Linked DNA regions of Homo sapiens: region 1 is linked to region 2. A link is an interaction called in ENCODE POLR2A ChIA-PET data of the cell type or tissue named here. Cell type or tissue: IMR-90. All regions are shown on one strand. Each heading gives the region's core, and the rest is flanking DNA. Links, peaks and the distances in the headings are about the cores only.

Region 1 (5,376 bases), core at 314-5,313, 71 kb before region 2:
TCTTAGACTCTTAGAGATTCATCATAGTATATCCTTTAAATTTTGCAGTTCTATCCACAGAGAGCTAGCAGTCACTCAGTTTTTATTGGAATTGTTTTTTCTTTCAAGAACAGGTGTTTTGACTGACGGACAGGGGAGAGAAGTGGGGCAGAGAAATCCTTCTGCAGCCTGGGAACCTTGAGGAGGGCAGACCTACACTAACATGGGTACTCAGGAGCTGCTGAGTGGTAGAGAAAAAGGCACAGAAGTGGAAGGAGAAGGACAGTAGAAACCGCTATGATTCTGCCCAGCATAGGGACATGGGAAGCCATCTGTCTTCCCACCTATAGCAACCTTTGCTGGCTGGAAGAGTGATTTCTTTGTCCAATAGCAGTGCCTTCTCTTCGAGACTCCCTCTGCTAGTTAATGGTGCCACCATCCAGCCTCCCTCCTCCTTTGTCTCTGTTCTACCTCGAATCCTTCTCTTCCTCCCCATTTCCATGATGATGCTTAATTCAGATCCTGAACTTTCTTCCTGTCCTCCTCCCTCTGCCTTTTTCATTCTCCACTCTGCCCAGATGGTCTTGCTGAACAGCTCATCCGATCACACCACTCATGCAGGACATCTTTCATTTGCTCCTCTGATCCACTCTCTGCCCTTCTCTATCCTGCTTTTTGCCCTGGGAGGCTGACCCATATGGGCCATGACAATGGCCTCCCTTGGCTCTGGCTTCTGTTCGGTTTGGCCAGTGTTAGGGAACCTGCAGGGGGTCAGATGGTGGGGAGGGTGAGGTTGGGGTATTTATGCCCTAGCTTCCTCACTGCAACCAAAGGCCACAGCTTCTTCCAAAGTGACCTTCACATGACTTCAGCAACTGCTCCTTCCGAATCTCTTCCTGCTCGGTAGCCCTGACATCACTTGCTCTGCATAGAGCATTACACCTAGTAGTGGTACTACACACTGCCCAAACCTTAGTAAATAGTCTCTTCATAAGACTCCTCAAATTACCCTCATCTGAATGTGTCATCTCTTTCTGCTGGGTCCCTGAGTGATTCAGCTCTCCTATTCAAAACCCTCAATGGTTCCCACAGGCCTTTAAAATAAAGTCCCAAGCTGGGCGCTGTGGCTCACACCTGTAATTCCAACACTTTGGGAGACAGAGGCGGGCAGATCACCTGAGGCCAGGAGATCGAGACCAGCCTGGCCAACATGGCAAAACCCCATCTCTACTAAAAATATAAAAAAATTAGCGAGGCATGGTGGTAGGTGCCTGTAATCCCAGCTACTTGGGAGGCTGAGGCAGAAGAGTCACAAGAACCTGGGAGAGGAGGAAGCTGCAGTGAGCCAAGATTGCGCCATTGCACTCCAGCCTGGGCAGCAAGAGAAAAACTCCGTCTCAAAAATAAATAAATTAATTAATTAAATAAAGTCAAGTCCCCATTGATGATTTTGAGATTGAAAGCCCTGCATCATCCAGCCCCGAGTTACCTTTCCAGCTTCATGCTTGCCACTGGCCCTCGCTTACTCCAGAATCTAATCATAGTGGGTGATTTGCATTTCCTCTCAGACATTTGCACCTCTGCACACACTGTGCCTTACTTCTGAGCTGCCTTTCTCCCCTTATTGGCCTCGGAAAACATGGTTATCTTTTTTTTTTTTTTAAGTTCTGGGGTACATGTACAGGACTTGCAGGTTTGTTCAATAGGTAAACATGTGCCATGGTGTTTTGCTGCACATATCAACCCCTCACCTAGGTATTAAGCCCAGCATGCATTAGCTATTTTTCATAATGTTCTCCCTCCCCCATCCCACTCCCCAAAATGTCCCGGTGTGTTTGTTCCCTTCCCTGTGTTCTCGTGTTCTCGTTGTTCATCTCCCACTTATGAGTGAGAACACGCGGTGTTTGGTTTTCTGTCCCTGTGTTAGTTTGCTGAGAATAATGACTTCCAACTCCATCCATGTCCCTGCAAAGGACATGATCTCATTCCTTTTAATGGCTGCATAGTATTCTATGGTATATATGTACCACATTTTCTTTATCCAGTCTATCATTGATAGGCATTCAGATTGATTCTATGTCTTTGCTATTGTGAATAGTGCTGCAGTGAACATATGTGTACACGTATCTTTGTAACAGAATGACTTACATTCCTTTGGGTATATACCCAGTAAAGGGATTGCTGGGTCAAATGTTATTTCTGGTTCTAGATCTTTGAGGACTCACCACACCATCTTCCACAAGGTTTGAACTAATTTACATTCCCACCAACAGTGTAAAAGCCTTCCTATTTCTCCACAGCCTCACCAGTATCTGTTGTTTCTTGACTTTTTAATAACTGCCATTCTGACTGACATGAGATGGTATTTCAATGAGGTTTTGGTTTGCATTTCTCTAATGATCAGTGATGTTGTGCTTTTTTTTTTAATGTTTGTTGACCGCATGAATGTCTTCTTTTGCGAAGTGTCTGTTCATGTCAATACCATTCAGGACATAGGCACGGGCAAAAATTTCATGACCAAATTGCGAAAAGCAATTGCAACAAAAGCAAAAATTGACAAATGGGATCTAATTAAACTAAAGAGCTTCTGAAAGCAAAAGAAACTACCATCAAGGTGAAAAGGCAACCTACAGAATGGGAGAAATATTTTGCAATCTATCCATCTAAAAAAGGTCTAATATCTAGAATCTACAAGGAAATTAAACAAATTTACAACAAAAAAATAATCCCATTAAAAAGTAGGCAAAGGACATGAACGCGTCTATCTTTTAAGGCTCACATAAAAGTGTTAAACGTCTAGGGCAGTTCCTGGTAATTGGCAAATTCTCAGTCACTACATACGTGATGAATAAGTAAATAAAGAAATAAATAAATAAAAATTATTCAGTGCCTTGTCCTTTTCTTCAGGTCCCATGTCGTGTATGCCCGGTGTCATGTAAAGGCATGTTTATGGATACAGAACTTTATCCTGAATGAAAGTGATTTTGTACTAATGTAAACCCCAGGCACTATACGGTCTTCTGCCCTAAGTTTTGGGGGTGAGTGGCAAAGGGGAAATGAGGCTTCTAAGCACAAACCAGCACAAAGTTATATAACCTTGATCAAAGCTTGGGAGGGAAAAACGTCATCATCCCCATCAGGCTGTCTCTGATGATTCCTGGATGAATCACTGTTGGAAAAAATAAGAGTAAATGTTCTCAAGCAGCAGACATGTAATCAGTGGGAAAATTCTTCCCTTTAGGGCTTTCTCATTCAGTAAATATTCCTTTGCTGTGAGTTTCCCCAAGAGGCGGTGCCGTGGTGAGTTGCGGGGGGGCAGCGGGAGGCAGCCCAAGTCCATTAGCAAGATTGCACTTGGAGCCAGGGCACGGAGGCATGCTTGGGAGGGGGTCAGAGGGCCTGGAATGTTTTGGGTCTGTCCCCATTCAGGTGGGACCTCTAACAGAGCAATTCTCCAATCCTCCTTTGCTCTGGGTCTGGTGGCTAAAGAAATAATCTTCTAGAAAGTAAGAAACTCTGATTAGTGGGTCCCTGTGGAAAGGGAGGCTAAGGAAGAGGATTTAGCTTTTTCTCATTTTACACCTTTCTCTATAAATAACATGCATGAGATCTTTTTTTTTTTTTTTTTTTTTAATGCCAAGGAGTTTGTCTCATCAGTGGGACTTTGGGCCACTTAGTTTTTACTTTTCTTTTCTTTCTTTTTTTTTAATTATACTTTAAGTTCTAGGACACATGTGCACAACGTGCAGGTTAGTTACATATGTATACATGTGCCATGTTGGTGTGCTGCACCCATTAACTCGTCATTTAACATTAGGTATATCTCCTAATGCTATCCCTCCCCACTCCTCCCACCCCACAACAGGCCCAGGTGTGTGATGTTCCCCTTCCTGTGTCCATGTGTTCTCATTGTTCAATTCCCACCTATGAATAAGAACATGCATTGTTTGGTTTTTTGTCCTTGCGATAGTTTGCTGAGAATGATGGTTTCCAGCTTCCTCCATGTCCCTGCAAAGGACATGAACTCATCATTTTTTATGGCTGCATAGTATTCCATGGTGTATATGTGCCACATTTTCTTAATCCAGTCTATCATTTTTGGATATTTGGGTTGGTTCCAAGTCTTTGCTATTGTGAATAGTTCCACAATAAACATACGTGTGCATGTGTCTTTATAGCAGCATGATTTATAATCCTTTGGGTATATACCCAGTAATGGGATGGCTGGGTCAAATGGTATTTCTAGTTCTAGATCCCTGAGGAATTGCCACACTGACTTCCACAATGGTTGAACTAGTTTACCGTCCCACCAACAGTATAAAAGTGTTACTATTTCTCCACATCCTTGCCAGCACCTGTTGTTTCCTGACTTTTTAATGATTGCCATTCTAAATGGTGTGAGATGGTATCTCATTGTGGTTTTGATTTCCATTTCTCTGATGGCCAGTGATGATGAGCATTTTTTCATGTGTCTTTTGGCTGCATAAATGTCTTCTTTTGAGAAGTGCCTGTTCATATCCTTCACCCACTTTTTGATGGGGTTGTTTGTTTTTTTCTTGTAAATTTGTTTGAGTTCATTGTAGATTCTGGATATTAGCCCTTTGTCAGATGAGTAGATTGCAAACATTTTCTCCCATTCTGTAGGTTGCCTGTTCACTCTGATGGTAGTTTCTTTTGCTGTGCAGAAGCTCTTGAGTTTAATTAGATCCCATTTGTCAATTTTGGCTTTTGTTGCCATTGTTTTTGGTGTTTTAGACATGAAGTCCTTGCCCATGCCTATGTCCTGAATGGTATTGCCTAGGTTTTCTTCTAGGGTTTTTATGGTTTTAGGTCTAACATTAAAGTCTTTAATCTATCTTGAATTAATTTTTGTATAAGGTGTAAGGAAGGGATCCAGGTTCAGCTTTCTGCATATGGCTAGCCAGTTTTCCCAGCACCATTTATTAAATAGGGAATCCTTTCCCCATTGCTTGTTTTTGTCAGGTTTGTCAAAGATCAGATAGTTGTAGATATGCGGCATTACTTCTGAGGGCTCTGTTCTGTTCCATTGGTCTATATCTCTGTTTTGGTACCAGTACCATGCTGTTTTGGTTACTGTAGCCTTGTAGTATAGTTTGAAGTCAGGTAGTGTGATGCCTCCAGCTTTGTTCTTTTGGCTTAGGATTGACTTGGCAATGCGGGCTGTTTTTTGGTTCCATATGAACTTTAAAGTAGTTTTTTCCAATTCTGTGAAGAAAGTCATTGGTAGCTTGATGGGATGGCATTGAATCTATAAATTACCTTGGGCAGTATGGCCATTTTCACGATATTGATTCTTCCTATCCATGAGCGTGGAATGTTCTTCCATTTGTTTGTATCCTCTTTTATTTCATTGAGCAGTGGTTTGTAGTTCTCCTT
Region 2 (5,376 bases), core at 314-5,313:
AAGGTGAAGCTGGTGAGTTGGGAAGGGGGAGATCAGTGAGGAGGCCCATGGTAGCTCAGGTCAGAGCTGGCCAGGTCCTGGATGAAGTGGCAGGGTTGTTGACAAAGGGCAGCCACACTCTAGCCACTACACACCCTGAATTGTGTGCGATACTCTTGATTTGATTGTATCTACCAGTGGTGGTTATTGAGCACCCACCATTGTCAGAGGCATGGGCACCAGGCCCCGGGGCTTGCAGCCTTCAGCTTCAGAACGCACAGTCAGGTGAGGTAGGAGGGGCCACAAGTAGATCAATGCAAGGGTATGTGCAAAACCATCATACAAACTTCCCCAGAGTACAGTGTAGAAAAGGGGGCCCAGGGAGGGCAAATTATGCTTCAAAGAAGAACAGTGCAGCTAAGGATGCAGCCCAGCCAGGCGTCACTGTGTTTCATCCTGAAGTCACCCAAGGGGTCAGGACTGTTATTATACCCATTTTATGGATGAAGAAACTGAGGTTCAAAGAGGTTAGGCAACTCCTCCAGGCTCACACACCTAGTAAATGGTGGGTTGGGTTTGGTGACCAGTCTGCCTGACTCCAGAGTCCAAACTGGGACCTGTGACACTCTGCTGCCTTTGATGTTTCAGCCCTAAAGACCACTGGGCTTTCACAAGGTAAACAGAGTCCAGATAGGCATTCCAGACAGAGGGATCAGCATCAGCAAAGGCATGTGGGTGGAAGTGTGTCGGAGTGGAGTTTATCGGGAAATTACAAATGGTTCCTGAGTCTAGAGTATGAGGGGGCGGGGAAGTGATGAGAGTAGAGGCTGGAGGGGCGAGCTAGGGCTGGATCACGAAGGTAGTTTTTGTTTTGCTCCATTAAGATGTTTGGACTTCACCCTGCAGATTGTCAGGGAGCTGTTGAAGGATTTTGAACAGCAATGGAACCTGACTAAGTGCACATTTTTGAAATAAAGATCTCTCTGGCAACAGTTTGAGGACTAGGCTGGTGGATTGGAGGGAGGTGAATCTGGAGGCAGGAAATGTTTTTACGAGATTTTGAGAGTTCCAGGTGACAGCAGGTGGAGACCTGACCCTCCTAGGAAGGATGGGAGGCAGTAAATAGGGCTGCTGAAGAGGCAGGACTTGGTGACTGGCTGGCTCTGCAAGATGAGGGAAAAGGGGCAGAGAAATTTGACTCGAAGGATTTGGCTGCAGAGTCACGATGGTGCTGCTCACTGAGGTTGGGGCTGCAGGAGAAGGAACAGGTGGGGTTGCAAGGGAAATTGGCCACACGTGAGGTCTCTATAAGATAGTGAGAGGAGAATGTCCAACTGTTGGTGACACAAGGGCCTGAAATGCAGCAGGGAGCTGTGTGGTGCAAGTACAGCCTGGGGAGTCATGAGGACACAGATACTGGTTGAACTGTAGGAGTGTTACGGTCCATGACAGTGAAGACCAGAACCTTCATTTTCAGGGGCAAGTAGAGAGGGGTCTGCCCTCTCTATGGGGCCTCAAGATAAGGCCCCATAAGTGGCGGTTGCATTTAGCAGCAGTTGGTGGTGACGTTGGTTTGATGCACCGGGTGGCCTGTGAGGAGAAAACAGATTGTGGTGGTTTGATGGATGAGTGGGAGGTGAGGAAGTGCACATTGCAAGGCTGGACTATTCATTTGGAAACCTAGGCTGTGAGGGGAAGAAAGAAGAGTGCTATTTGTTTTCTCCCATAAAAGCAAATATAGATCTAACTGTGGTTGGATTTGTGCGCATTTTGGGGAATGACTTCATATTGATAAATTCACAAATCAGAGAAACAAAAATAAACTTTTGTTGAGCACTGAACTTTTTCTAAGCGTGTTTGAGAAAAATGAGGTCAAATGGTACAGTTCTTCAGAACAGGGAGATTGGCCCAGGAGGTCAAGGCTGCAGTGAGCCGTGACCGTACCACTGCTCTCCAACCTGGGCAACAGAGTGAGATCCTGTCTGAAAAAAAAAACAAACAAAAACAAAAAATGCACACAAAACATAGGGGATCTTTGGGGGACAGACTCCATCAGATATAGCTGGGTTGCGAGCTGCTCTGGGTGGGGCGGCTCTGCAGTCGTCCTGGGCTCCAGGTGTGGTACCATGCACACAGTGAATAGGCATAGAGAAATCCTTTTCAAGTTCACTTGGCTGTGACTTTGATGCCTCTTCCCCAGCATCCCTCTATATCCTCCAGACTAATTACTGTACTGGCATCAAGTCCCAAAGGCCTAATTTCAGCAAGACGCAGTGCCATTTAGATACAAAGGTTCCCCTGGAGAGTGCCTTTAAGAGGGTGCCGGGCAGAGACTTGGTGGAAAATCTGTTTTTAGTCGTCTTACCATAGCAGAGAGTTGGTTAAGGCGAGGATGAGCTACCCTCAACTTTTATGTGAAAATGTATCCATTTCTGCCTCGGTTTGGTTTGGGCTACCTAGAGCTTGAGGTGGTAGGAGTTATCCCCACGCAGCTTCCCGGGAACTGACGCTTATTGAGCTCATCTGTGGGCTCAGCGCTGTGAGAGGCCCCTCCGTTTAATTTTCACAGGAACCCTATGTTGTTTATGACTTGCTCAAAGGAGTACTTAGTGACTCAGAAGCCCATGTTCTTTCTACCACATCACATTGGCTTCCAGGGACTCAAGAGCTGAGTGCCTGGGGGTGTTTCTGAAACCAAGGAAATGAACTAGCTTATCTGTTCTAGTCTCCTGTCTTATGCTATTTGCAAATAGGGAAAGGATGTCTTTTTCAAGATAGGTTGCACATGTGTGAGTGCCTACGTAGAGGGGTGGGCAGGCTTATTTCTGGGGGTCAGGCAACTTTTGCAGAACACTAAGGTACTAATAGAAGGTAAAATGTAAAATGACGGACCCGGTTGTTATTGGAAGTTGGCCTGCAACAGTCGGGTAAGAGACATCTTAATTCCCATGTGGTTGACCTTCACATTGGGAAGGAATGCCTTCTGATCCAGGCCAAATTTGACATACCCACTCCTAATACCTACTGTATTAGCTAGGGTAATGCCTCCTGCCTAAGAGATAAGTTCCCAGTTCTCAGTGACTTCGCATACTGCATATTTATAGCTCACATATGTAAAGTCCAAAACATGTGTTCTGGTCAAAGAGGGCTTTCCCCCATGCAGGCATCCAGGGGACTGGGTCCCTTCCTTCTTGTGGCTCACCAACTTCAACACACAGTTTCCAAGGTCTTTGTGCCCTGGCAGAAGTAGAAAAGGCACCAAAAACCACTATGGGGGATTCTTATGGGTCGGTCTTAGAAGTGGCATGCGCCACTCCTGCTTGGATTCCATGACTTAGAACCTGGTCACCTGGACTCACAGCTGCTAGCAAGGGTCCAGGAGGAAGGAGCGGTCCAGCTGGTGGTGAGCTAGCTCATCTCCACAACACCCACCAAGGCTCCAAAGACACCTCTCAGCTTAGCTTTCACTGGTGGATTGGATGCTGTTCTCATTTGATCTATAGATCCTAGCATTTTGGAGTTTGATGAAAGAAGGGCAGGAGAGTATTAAGAATCAAAGGTCTTAGCTGGGCTTGGTGGCTCATGCCTGTAATTCCAGCACTTTGGGAGGCCGAGGAGGGTGGATCACTTGAGGCCAGGAGTTTGAGACCACCCTGGCCAACATGGTGAAACCCCGTCTCTACTAAAAATACAAAAAAAAAAAAAAATCAGCTGGGCCTGGTGGGAGGCACCTGTAATCCCAGCTACTTGGGAGGCTGAGGCAGGAGAATCGCTTGAACCCAGGAGGTGGAGGTTGCAGTAAGCCAAGATTGCACCACTGCACTCTAGCTTTGGCAACAAAGCAAGACTCTGTCTCAAAAAAAAAAAAAAAAAAAAAAAAAAAGAATAAAAAGAATCAAAGGTCTAGACCAAAGACTACATCCTGATGTGGTGTGCAAGACAGTAGTGCTTGTGTGCCTGTGGCCCCATCTACTTTGTGTGGGAGCAATATGGGTATGCTTATTTAGGGCACCACCCACTCTGTATAGGAATTGTTGGAACACAGGGTCTGAGTGTTCTTCCTGGGTAGGGCGATGTATGGTAGGCCCTGAGAGCTAAGACCAGGGAACTGGTGCCCAACCTTCCCTGGGGTGTTGAAGAATATTTCACAGGTGCAGAGTGGTGGGGGAGGAGTGTACCTGTGGTGAGAGTCTGGGGAAGACAGAATAGGAGATAAAAATGGGGAACTTGGCAAGGCTGAGCTTTGGTGGGCTTCCTGCGGTCAAATGAGATTTGGAAAGAATGAGAGAAGCCTAGATGACTTTTTAAAAAGAGGTAAAAAATATTTCATTGAACCAATAAAAAACAGCAAATGTCTTTCATTGACCTAATGATTTATTTTGTTTATTGTATTTTAACTCAAAAGTATTTCAGAAAGTTAGCAAGATTATTAATTAGACCACAGATTCTATTCCCTGGCCTTGGGCAGCTCCCACTTATAGAAGGTGGTGATGGTGGTAGTGGTGGTAGGGTTTTTTTTTTTGTTTGCATTTTATTATTGTTTTTGTGGTAAAATTTACATAACATACAATTTATCATTTTAACCTTTTTTTTGTTTGTTTGTTTTGAGGCAGGCTCTTGTTCTAGTCACCCAGGCTGGAGTGCAGTGGCATGATCATGGCTTACAGCAGCCTCGACCTCCTGGGCCCAAGCAATCCTCCCACCTCAGTTCCCCAAGTACCACAAGTGGGACCACAGACGCACCCCACCACACCCGGCTAATTTTTCTTTGTTTTTTTGTAGAGACAGAGTCTCACTGCGTTGCCCAGGCTGGTCTTGAACTCTTGGACTCAAGCAATCCTCCCACCTTGGCCTCCCAAAGAGCAGGAATTACAGGCATGAGCCACTGTGGCTGGCCCATTTTAACTATTTTTAATTGTAAGATTTAATGGTATTAAGTACATTCATGTTGTTATGCAACCATCACTACCATCCTTCCACAGAATAAACTGAAAGTTGGCACCTATTTTTTTCTGAGACGGAGTCTTGCTCTGTCACCCAGGCTGGAGTGCGGTGGTGCAATCTTGGCTGACTGCAACCTCCACCTCCCAGGTTCAAGCGATTCTCTTGCCTCAGCCTCCTCAGTAGATGGAATTACAGGCACGTGCCACCACACCCAGCTAATTTTTGTATTTTTGGTAGAGATGGGGTTTCACCATATTGGTCAGGCTGGTCTCAAACTCCTGACCTCGAGTCTGCACCTATTTAATAATAACTCTCCATTCCCCACTTCCCCCAGATCCTGGTAACCACCATTCTACTTTATGTCTCTATGAATTTGCTTATTGTGGTCACCTCTCACTGTTAGTTTTGAGATAGGCTGGCCTCCTAGAAATTGGGATTCAGAGTTCACAGTTT

What was found. ChIA-PET counts read pairs that join two places held together with the same protein. Peaks named below come from ENCODE experiments on the same cell type or tissue, not always from the same donor. Only the 100,000 strongest peaks of a DNase experiment are listed, where the experiment ranks them.
Region 1: POLR2A ChIA-PET joins it to region 2 with 5 read pairs; 10 of 35 experiments call an interaction of 5 or more read pairs at or near these places.

Annotation. Positions count from the first base shown.
Region 1 is chr11:12,077,121-12,082,496 of GRCh38, forward strand. No RefSeq gene overlaps it. Among named protein-coding and RNA genes, the nearest start is that of LINC02989, 7.1 kb to the right of the region's middle. In IMR-90, for the core only: no CTCF peak of the experiment used is centred there; DNase peaks (open chromatin) are centred at 971 and 3,171; H3K27ac peaks cover 1,611 bases.
Region 2 is chr11:12,148,463-12,153,838 of GRCh38, forward strand. The region is part of intron 2 of MICAL2 (microtubule associated monooxygenase, calponin and LIM domain containing 2); the gene reads left to right. Among named protein-coding and RNA genes, the nearest start is that of MIR6124, 13 kb to the right of the region's middle. In IMR-90, for the core only: no CTCF peak of the experiment used is centred there; DNase peaks (open chromatin) are centred at 1,629 and 2,609; H3K27ac peaks cover 1,634 bases.